Regions from separate parts of the Homo sapiens genome. Here region 1 is linked to region 2. Evidence: chromatin loops called from intact Hi-C (ENCODE). Cell type or tissue: ovary. All regions are shown on one strand. Each heading gives the region's core, and the rest is flanking DNA. Links, peaks and the distances in the headings are about the cores only. Region 1 has its middle 130 kb from the start of RAD51B-AS1. Region 2 overlaps RAD51B-AS1 (RAD51B antisense RNA 1).

What was found. Peaks named below come from ENCODE experiments on the same cell type or tissue, not always from the same donor. Only the 100,000 strongest peaks of a DNase experiment are listed, where the experiment ranks them.
Region 1: a loop joins it to region 2, with 2.5 times the contacts of the local background. A loop is called at or near these places in 16 of 110 quality-filtered maps.

What each region holds. Positions count from the first base shown.
Region 1 is chr14:68,550,484-68,554,876 of GRCh38, forward strand. It overlaps a transcript of RAD51B not described here. Among named protein-coding and RNA genes, the nearest start is that of RAD51B-AS1, 130 kb to the right of the region's middle. RefSeq lists enhancers at 310-830, 831-1,351. In ovary, for the core only: no CTCF peak of the experiment used is centred there; a DNase peak (open chromatin) is centred at 2,349; H3K27ac peaks cover 848 bases.
Region 2 is chr14:68,662,199-68,666,591 of GRCh38, forward strand. The region is part of intron 2 of RAD51B-AS1 (RAD51B antisense RNA 1); the gene reads right to left. It also overlaps a transcript of RAD51B not described here. Among named protein-coding and RNA genes, the nearest start is that of RAD51B-AS1, 21 kb to the right of the region's middle. RefSeq lists an enhancer at 1,184-1,373. In ovary, for the core only: a CTCF peak has its summit at 1,814; no DNase peak of the experiment used is centred there; H3K27ac peaks cover 3,174 bases.

The sequences.
Region 1 (4,393 bases), core at 133-4,132, 110 kb before region 2:
AGCTTACAGAATCTTCCCTAGAAGAGGTGTGCCTGGTGTACTTTTAAAAATAGATGCGCCTCTTGTGTAAACAGCATTTTGCCTGTTGGAATGTAAATGAATGTTGTTGGAGTGCTTGGAGACAGTTTGTTCTTTTAGTGGATTAGCAATTTCCCCTGCAAATGTTGTTTCATGGTATTTGCTAAGCACATCCTTCCTTCATATGCAATATGGAATTCCCTATCAGCCAGCCTAGATGGGCGAAAACTCTGGAAGTTCTGCTGTACCCAGTCCATCAATAACCCTAGCAGTGATCTGTGTTCTAGAAAGGCAGGGGTGGGGGATGAGTCCAGGTTTTCTAAAGACATTGGGAAATAATAGCAAATTTTCCAGAGAAGGAGTTGCTTCCAAAAATTTAAAAAATAGTTAAAGAGAGGCATTTATAACCATGAAGAGTAGTCAACAGAGAAAACAAACATGCCAGTGAATGAACATCCTAGCAGAGGGTGGAGAGAGCAAGCCAGAATAGTGTGGAGGGGGTACAAAAGTTTCAAATTATCTTCCCTATATAAAATTCCCATGATCCCCCAGGCAGTCAGTTTTAACTGCTTACCCCAGCACTCCCAAATTCCATTCTTCCGGAGGCCTGGCAAAGCACCTCCTCAGCACTCACTACCCAGTCCCAGGCCTCAGGCGTGCTCTCCCCACACGGCTGCTGTCCCCATCTTCACTTCCACATCATCCTTGGATCCTAGATCACTGTCCCTACAGCTCACTTCCTTGTTTCCACTCCCTGTCCACACATTAAATATCCATGCTCTGGCCTGGCAGTCAGCAGTCCCATGACCTGGCTCCAGGGCCCCTTCAGCCCCAAGTCGCGTCCCTCGCAGGTTTGATGCCCAAGCAGCAGATTTCTCCCCAACAGAGGCCTCAGAGAGTGCCTGGCTGTGATAAGCATGTGTTGCTGTGATTTTGTCATCTGTCTCCTTGCTTTTGCTTAGGCTGTTCCCCTGCCTTCCTCTCTGCCTGGCAGGATTCCCCCCTTCCCAAGAAGTGCCTGCTTCTGATCTCCAGTAAGTATCTGACGTCAGTCATATTCTTAAATCTGACCAGCTCACAGTATTTACATCCAGGATTTCTCTCTTTTTCTAGAATGAAAACACCTCCAGGTCAAGGGCTTTCTCTCACACTTATTTACACCTCAGCACCTAGCACAGAGTGCTGTACACAGTAGATGCTTATTTTAGACTGTGATATCCTTAATAATAATAATAATAGCTCTGCATTATTAATCATTTTCCATGTGCAGGCACTGGGGTCTCTCCCCAGATGCATCTTCAGCACAAACCAAAGAGTGTTACCATCAGTTACATTTTATGGAACTTGCCAAGAGCGTAGGTAATAAATGACAGAGCTGCGATTTGAACCCTTATTTGTCCCCTCTAGGACTTGCATTTGAAGTCATAAGGGTGCTGTTCTATTACTCTCATGAAGACAGGGACCACGTCTTTACCTAAGGCAGTGTTGCAAGTGGAGACTAAAGACCAAATCTGCCCCATAGATATGTTTTGTTTGGCCCATTCTGTGCGTGTTTGTTTGTTTCTTTAATCAGGAAATTTTACATCCACATCTAGATTTCTGGCTTTGCTGGGAAGCCCAGGAGATACAGTAACCCTGGATTTAAGCGTAGTGATGCTGGCCAGTGCTCGAAACCGCTGTCCCCACTTCACTACAGCCTCTGCTTGCCTGGCCTGAGGGTAGGGGAGCATTAGAGTTTGCGTCTTCCGCACTGTACTGTCTGGTTCCATGTTTCACCTCCCAGGCATTGGGATTGGGGTGGGTCCGTTCTTGGTTATATAGGACTGCCCCATATATTGCAGGGTGTGTAGCAACACTGGCCCTCACCCGCTAAATCAACAGCACCTTTCCTTCAGTCATGTTGACAATCAAAAACTCCCCCAAACATTTGCAAAGCCCCTAGTGAGGGATGCTGCCCCATTCCCTTTTGAGACACAATGGCAGATAACCCCTTGTCTCACCAGTGGTGGCACACAGTAGGGCCTCCATTAAATAGATTTAAAAGACCTAAAATGCAACATCCATTACCAAATAGTTCCCATGTTAAAAGTTCCCATGAAAGGAGAAGCAGAAAAATGCAATAATCATAGTATTTTTTTAAAAATAAATTATCTGGAGCAAATTTAGTGCATTCCCTTAAACACCTGTCCCATGATGGAAAAAAAAAGTTAGTAATAACACGTTTCTGTGGAGGCATTTCCATTCTCCACGCCTCAGTTCCCACTGTAATGTTAATTGGTTATGGTTTTCTTTGCTTCTAGTCCTTACATGTGCAGCTGTCAACCAGGCACCACCCCAGGAAATGCTGCACTTAAAGGGATAAGTAAGAGGAACTGAATCACATGCAGCTTTTCTAAGGAGAAATGATATTGTTAATATTTTTGCTTGTTGTTCTAATTATAAAAATACTATGTGCTTATAGTAGAAATTTCAGAGTAAAGTACTAAGAATAAGTAAAAATCCCTCATACTCTCATCATCAGAAGATAATCACTGTTTCTATTTTTGTATATTTCCTTCCAGTCTTTCTTCCTCTATCGCACATATTTGTGTTTGTTGTTGCTGATTTCATTTTGCTTCTAAGAAAATTGGGATTGTACTATTGATAAAGCCCTCCTTGCCACTGCATGGCTGTACCATGATCAGTTTAACCAGTCCCCTTTTGTTGAACATATGGTAGCTTCCCAGTTTATGCTGTGATCAACAGGACAGCAATCACCTTCTTTATCCATAAATCTTTTGGGATCACTTGGATTATTTCTATAGAAAGAGTAATATGGTAAGCAGTGTAGAAAGAAACCATCCTCTCCACAAGAGAGATGTTATTGGCTCTGGCCCTAGAAGAGATGGGCAGAGCCAAGGGTAGACTGAGTTCTGGTTAAGGAATTTCCAGGCAGGAAGAAGTTCATATTTTTGAGCTGGCTTCTCTAGTGCAGCTGAAGACGAGCCATCTACTGCGAGCAAAGAGAGGCGAGGTGGGGCTGGGGACTTGGGGAGGGTGGAGTTGGTTTGGAGCTCCCAGTGCAGGAAGCAAACAAGGGCTTAACCAAAGGATGAAAATTGTTTGGCAGCATTGAGCACCTAGGTCACACTGTGTGATTTAGGAATAGAGGCCATTAGCACAGATGTGCAGCTCTCTCCAGTGAGGCAGAGACAAAAGCAGAGGTGGGGTGGAGGTGGGTGGGGGGAGGGTGGGGATAGTAGGATCATCTCAGGTTTGGGAAATGGCCTGACAGATCCAGCCAAAGGTCAGAGGGGCTGGTGAGAGCCTCATGAAATCTTTTCCCACCCAAAATAATAAGATTGCTATAACACATAAGTAAAAATCGTCTCTGCAACCTAGCAAACAGAGCTAAGAAATGAGCTTTGTCTACTAAAATGGCTTTACAGACCCAACATGAGCTGGACATAGACCCTGAGTTACTTTTAGGGTATAATAATAACAACAATGAAAACTTTCTACAGCAGATCACAGTTACAGAGTGCTTTATACAATACATAAGTCCAATCTCATAGGGTATTACTAAGTGGGTCCCCCATTTTCAAAGGAGAAAACTGAGGCTTAGAAAGGGTGATGATATGTGTAAGTGTAAATAGGTAGTTGACTGTAGAGTCAGGCTCCAGACCAGCTCCAAGGACAGATTTGTGATAATTAATCTATTAATGTGACCATCTCTTCTGTCCTTGCAAGATGACTTTTGTTGGAAAACAAAAGTCTCAAAACAAAAGTCACACCTGTGACCTTGACCTCCTAAGCAAGACAATTAACCAAACGAGCTAACAGGAAAAGCCAGTTCTTCCTGGGTGTAAAGAGTGGTCTCAGTGTCCTACCTACCAGGCTGGTCTCCTTGCTGTTCTCTGAACAGACCTCACACAGTCCTCCTGCCGGAGGTTTCCCTTGGTGAGTGGTTTCTACACCTGGACTCCTCTCCCCCACATGCCGACACAGCTGATTCTCTAACCTCTTCAAGTCTTTGCTTCAATGTCACCTTCCCAGTGGTGCCTTCCCTGGCTCCTCTACCTTAATGGCAACCCCCGCCCCACTGCAAACTCCCTCCACCAGCACTTCTTGTCTTCCTTTCCTGCTCTTTATTTTCTTCCATAGCATTTATCACCTTCTAATATACTAGTATTTCATTCATTTTCTTGTTTCTTTTTGTTTTCTCTACCATAATGTCAGTGTGACAGTGCAGAATTTTTGTCTGTTTTGTTCCCTGCTGTTTCCCCATGCCTAGAAGATGTCCAGAATATGGTAGGTACTTAAAAAGTAATTGTTGAATGAATAGCAGCCGAGGTATTAGGAAAAATTAAAAAGTTTTTTTTTTTTTTTTGAGACT
Region 2 (4,393 bases), core at 74-4,073:
GTAACTGTTCAGGTTGATTCACGTCGACTTTACAGTCAACACACACCCCTGAGTCTTTCACACCTGCCCCATCCCGGGCATGTATAAAATTCCATTTGTTTAGCCCCAAGGTTCCAGATGTACATTAATCCTATTATATTTCATCTTGTTACATTCAGCCACCATGAATCCAAACTGTTTTGGGATCTTAGGAGATTCTAATTCTGTTATCCAAGATGTCAGCTGCCTCTGAAAGTTCTTCCTAGTCTCTAATAGAACTGTTGAAACAGAACGGTCATGGGAGATTCTGGGACACGGATGGAACCACCCAGCAGGCTGACATCCATCTGTTTGTTAGCAGCTTTAGGGCCACTCAGCACATCCCCAGCTGTCCCAGTGACACTGTCTCCAGCCCTCCTTGTTCTCAAGAGAGCCATGAGCTGTCTGCTCTGCTGCCTACCACAATGCCATGTGCTACCAACTTAGGAATCCTGTCTCCTCCCTCCAAAAAAGTACAGTGAGTAGTCATCTTTTTTCTTGGTAAATCCATGCTGATTCCTAACGATCATCACTTTCTTTCCTAAGCCTTCATAAGCCATCCCTTTCCTTGTAGATGAGAGAAATTAACCCTGAGTTCAAAGCAGAAGCCTTCAGACAGCTGTACGTGTTAATTCATTATGCTGGGCATCTCCATTTGCCCCTCCACAGCCACCCCATCCTCCTCCCCACTGCTCTGTACCCCAGGAAGCTGACCTTGTGGACCGCATTACTGGGCACCCTTGCCCTCTGGCTTCAGTTGGGTTCTGCCAGTGGGAGGCACCAGCAAGAGACAGGAGGGTGGGGCCAGGCGTGGTGGGTCACCCCTGTAATCCCAGCACTGTGGGAAGCCAAGGTGGGTGGATCACCTGAGGTCCGGAGTTTGAGACCAGCCTGGCCAACATGGTGAAATTCTATCTCTACTAAAAATACAAAAAATTAGCTAGGCGTGGTGGTGCGCACCTATAATCCCAGCTACTCAGGAGGCTGAGGCAGGAGAGTTGCTTGAAACCAGCAGGGTTGAGGTTGCAGTGAGTTGAGATCTAGCCACTGTGCTCCAGCCTGGGTGACAGAGTGAGACTCCATCTCAAAAACAAAGAGAGAGAGAGAGAGAGAGAGAGATGGGTGGGACAAGGTCAAGATATTTATTTATCCTCCTGGTTCTACTGTAATGGGCCCTTGCTTGGCTGTGTCTCTCCACTGCCCCTGTATCTAAGGCCATAGCCCCTGATGAATGGCTCTCTCCTCCAGATACTTTCTCTTTCACTTCGCCCCCTTTACCCTTCAGGCTCCCCCCGCTGCTAGCCCTGGAGGGCTTCATCTTTCCTTGTTAGCTTCCTTTAGCTTTACGCATAACTTGTAAGTAGTGACATTTCTAAATTCTGCTCAATTACCCCATTTGAGTGTGCCGTCTGTCTCCTGCCAGAACGCTGACCAATACACTCATATTTTGAGTCATTGCCTAAAGACTTAGGCCTAACAGTGCTAGACGTGGGAGGGAGTGTAGGTGTTGGTGAGAATAGCATAAGAGTTAAAGGCACGGAATTTGTGGTCTAACTAACCAGGATTGAACTTGATTTCCACCGCTTTCCAGCTATAGTTACTGAACTTCTCTGAGCCTCTGCTTTCTCTTCTGTAAAATGGGAGCAGTAGTCCCCTCTCACAAATTCTTTGTCAGGATTTTATGTGATTATATTTGTGAAACATTAAATTTAGCATCAGGTGCATTATAAGCACTTGATAAATGTGTTATTCTGATTATTATTAAGACAGACTCTAACCATTGAGGGTATTGCTTTGGTGCTAGAATACGCTAGCAATAAGCTTCAAGGTTTTCCTGTTTATGTCCACCAGGGAATTTGGACCTCAGGTAATCTGCCCAAATCCTGCCCAAACAGGAGTAAGAAAAAATAAGCATTGTTGTTGCTGTTATTTTATTAGCTAGAGAGGCAGTCAATTCTATCACTTATTGTCAACATAATTTTTTAGCAAAGACTACTCTAGGAGGCTGTAGTTACATTCTTTCTGACACCTTTCCCCTATCTCTTTTCTACATAATCTTAGAGTCCCCCAACCACCAAGGATGATTCCTACTGATTCAAACTAAGAAAATGTGGCACCTTTTAACCTCTGCCCTTACAGAGCTTCTCCCCACCACATCCACCCCCGCCCACAATGATATTCTTACCAAAATAAGCTCAGAAGAGAGTCTCTTAACTTTGTCCAAAAGCTAAATCTGAAAGAGGTTAAAGGTTCTCTGGTCAGTCGCATTTCACCCGACTATTTTTAGCTGATATAGGGCAAAACAAGTTTCCCCAAAGATCTGGGCCCTGTGAAAGCTGGAATTTCTGCCAAGATGGAGGAATACAGCTCTCCCTGCTGGAAAAGAGAGCACAATTCCCTCTTTCCTCACCCCGGGATACCTATTTGCTGCCAGTGAATCTCCCACCTACTCTGTCATGCTAGCATTTGATCACATTGGGTTCATATGTGCTTATTTGCTGCTCCAACCCCAATCCTTACTCCTGAGCCTTTACCACTCAACTATCAATGTGTCCACTCATCCTCTGGGCCATCTTGTGCCCTCTTATCCTCTATCTCCTGGGTCAGAAGCTTGGCAGTTTTCTGGATGTGACTCCTAATGGAAATCCATGACAAAAATGCCCTGGATTCTCAACCAGGGAGAGAAACTCCTCTTCTCAGCCTCTTCTGCCAATGTGCCCCACTCCTATTTCTCTCTCCTGAGAGCCCTAAGCCCTGCCATGTTCCTTCTGTCCTTTCAGCCCCTTTCTTCCCCTACTCACATAATGCACCAAGGGTAAGCATCTTCCTGCCCAGATATATCTGCCCTTTCACATACTCCCATGTGACTCTTTGACCTCTGTTGTTGGAATCTCTTGACTTAGAAAACCAGAGATGTTTCCATGACTTTTAAGGCTTTTGTTGGCAAGACAGCAAGGAGAATGGAGTGAGGGGCCAAGCTCAGGCTTTCTGCCTGGCCCCGGAGGGCAATGCCATGGGAAGGTGACCTCGTCACAGGCCTGGGGGCTATCCCAGTGGGATGACGCCATTGGGTACTCTATCTCAGGCTCCTCTGTTGCTCTGCCCTTCAGGCAGGATATTGAGTTTTAAGTTAAAAGACAAGGATCGAGCTTCATCTTATGATTTATGGTTTAGGCCAGGGTTTCCAAAACTGTATAAAAAGTTATTCCTGGCCAAGTTCCCTATTAGTCATATGTGTGAAGTGGAAACATCACTTTATCAGAAATATACTTCCCCCAACCCATCCCAAACTGTGTCTATAATCAGGCTCTGGAGGGAAGACACTGGTATTAGAGCTGGTGTCAGGAGAAGAACTCAAGGGAAGACGCTTTACTAATAGGACTGTATGGCCCTGGCAGTGGTGATTATACCAAACACATATGGAAAGGGATCATGGGGCAGCCAAAAGAATGATGAAAACTTCACATTGGTACTGCCCCTAGAGGTGCTTTTCCACGAATGGCTAGATTATGAATGTTTAAGCTTTCTTATTTAAGTGACCTTACTCCATCAGCACCCGTCCACTCTCTTCTGGTACCCATGCCCCTGTTTCTTGGGGAATCCCACACCATGCCCTGCTCTCAGTCCATGAGATTTCAGTGCAGCCAACTTTACCCCCAACTCAGGGTGAAGCACAGGACCCAGGCCTAAGCCAATCAGAGCATTAGATTCTCTTGGGCATAGTGATTGGTTTAGGAATGGACATCTGATCAATCAGAGCCAATGAGATACCTTAAGGTCTTCCCTAGGACTTCTGGGAAGGGGACTCACTCTTTCCCCCTTGAACCTGAAATCTGAGAGGTATAGAGCTGGAATTGCTGTCATTTTTCTGTCACATGAAACCTGACTCTGAAGCCAGCATAGCAGAGAGTAGAGCTGAGAGATTTTTCTGTCACATGAAACCTGACTCTGAAGCCAGCATAGCAGAGAGGAGAGCTGAGAGATGGAGAGTACCCAAGTCCTGATAACACATTATTTTATCCCTGAATCAATTTATATCTGATGCTGGCCCTAATTCTGGATCTTTTTGTTGCATGGGCCATTGGATTTCCCCTTTGCTAAAGCAGTTTGAGATGACTTTCTGTCCCTGGCAACCAAAGAGCCGTAGTTTACAGCTATTGTTTAAAAATACATTCCTAAGTGTAAATGGAACTAAGAGAAAGGAGACAGGGCCAGCAATAGATCTGTACTTTGCAAGCACAATCTATTGCTCAGGGGCACAGACAGAGGCATATCACATACTTAAATGTGAGGAGAGCAGTACTGGGAGGTCCTCAGACAGGAAGAGGGTGAACCCCAGGCAGGAAGTTCCATCAGCAAGCATCATGTCTTTGGA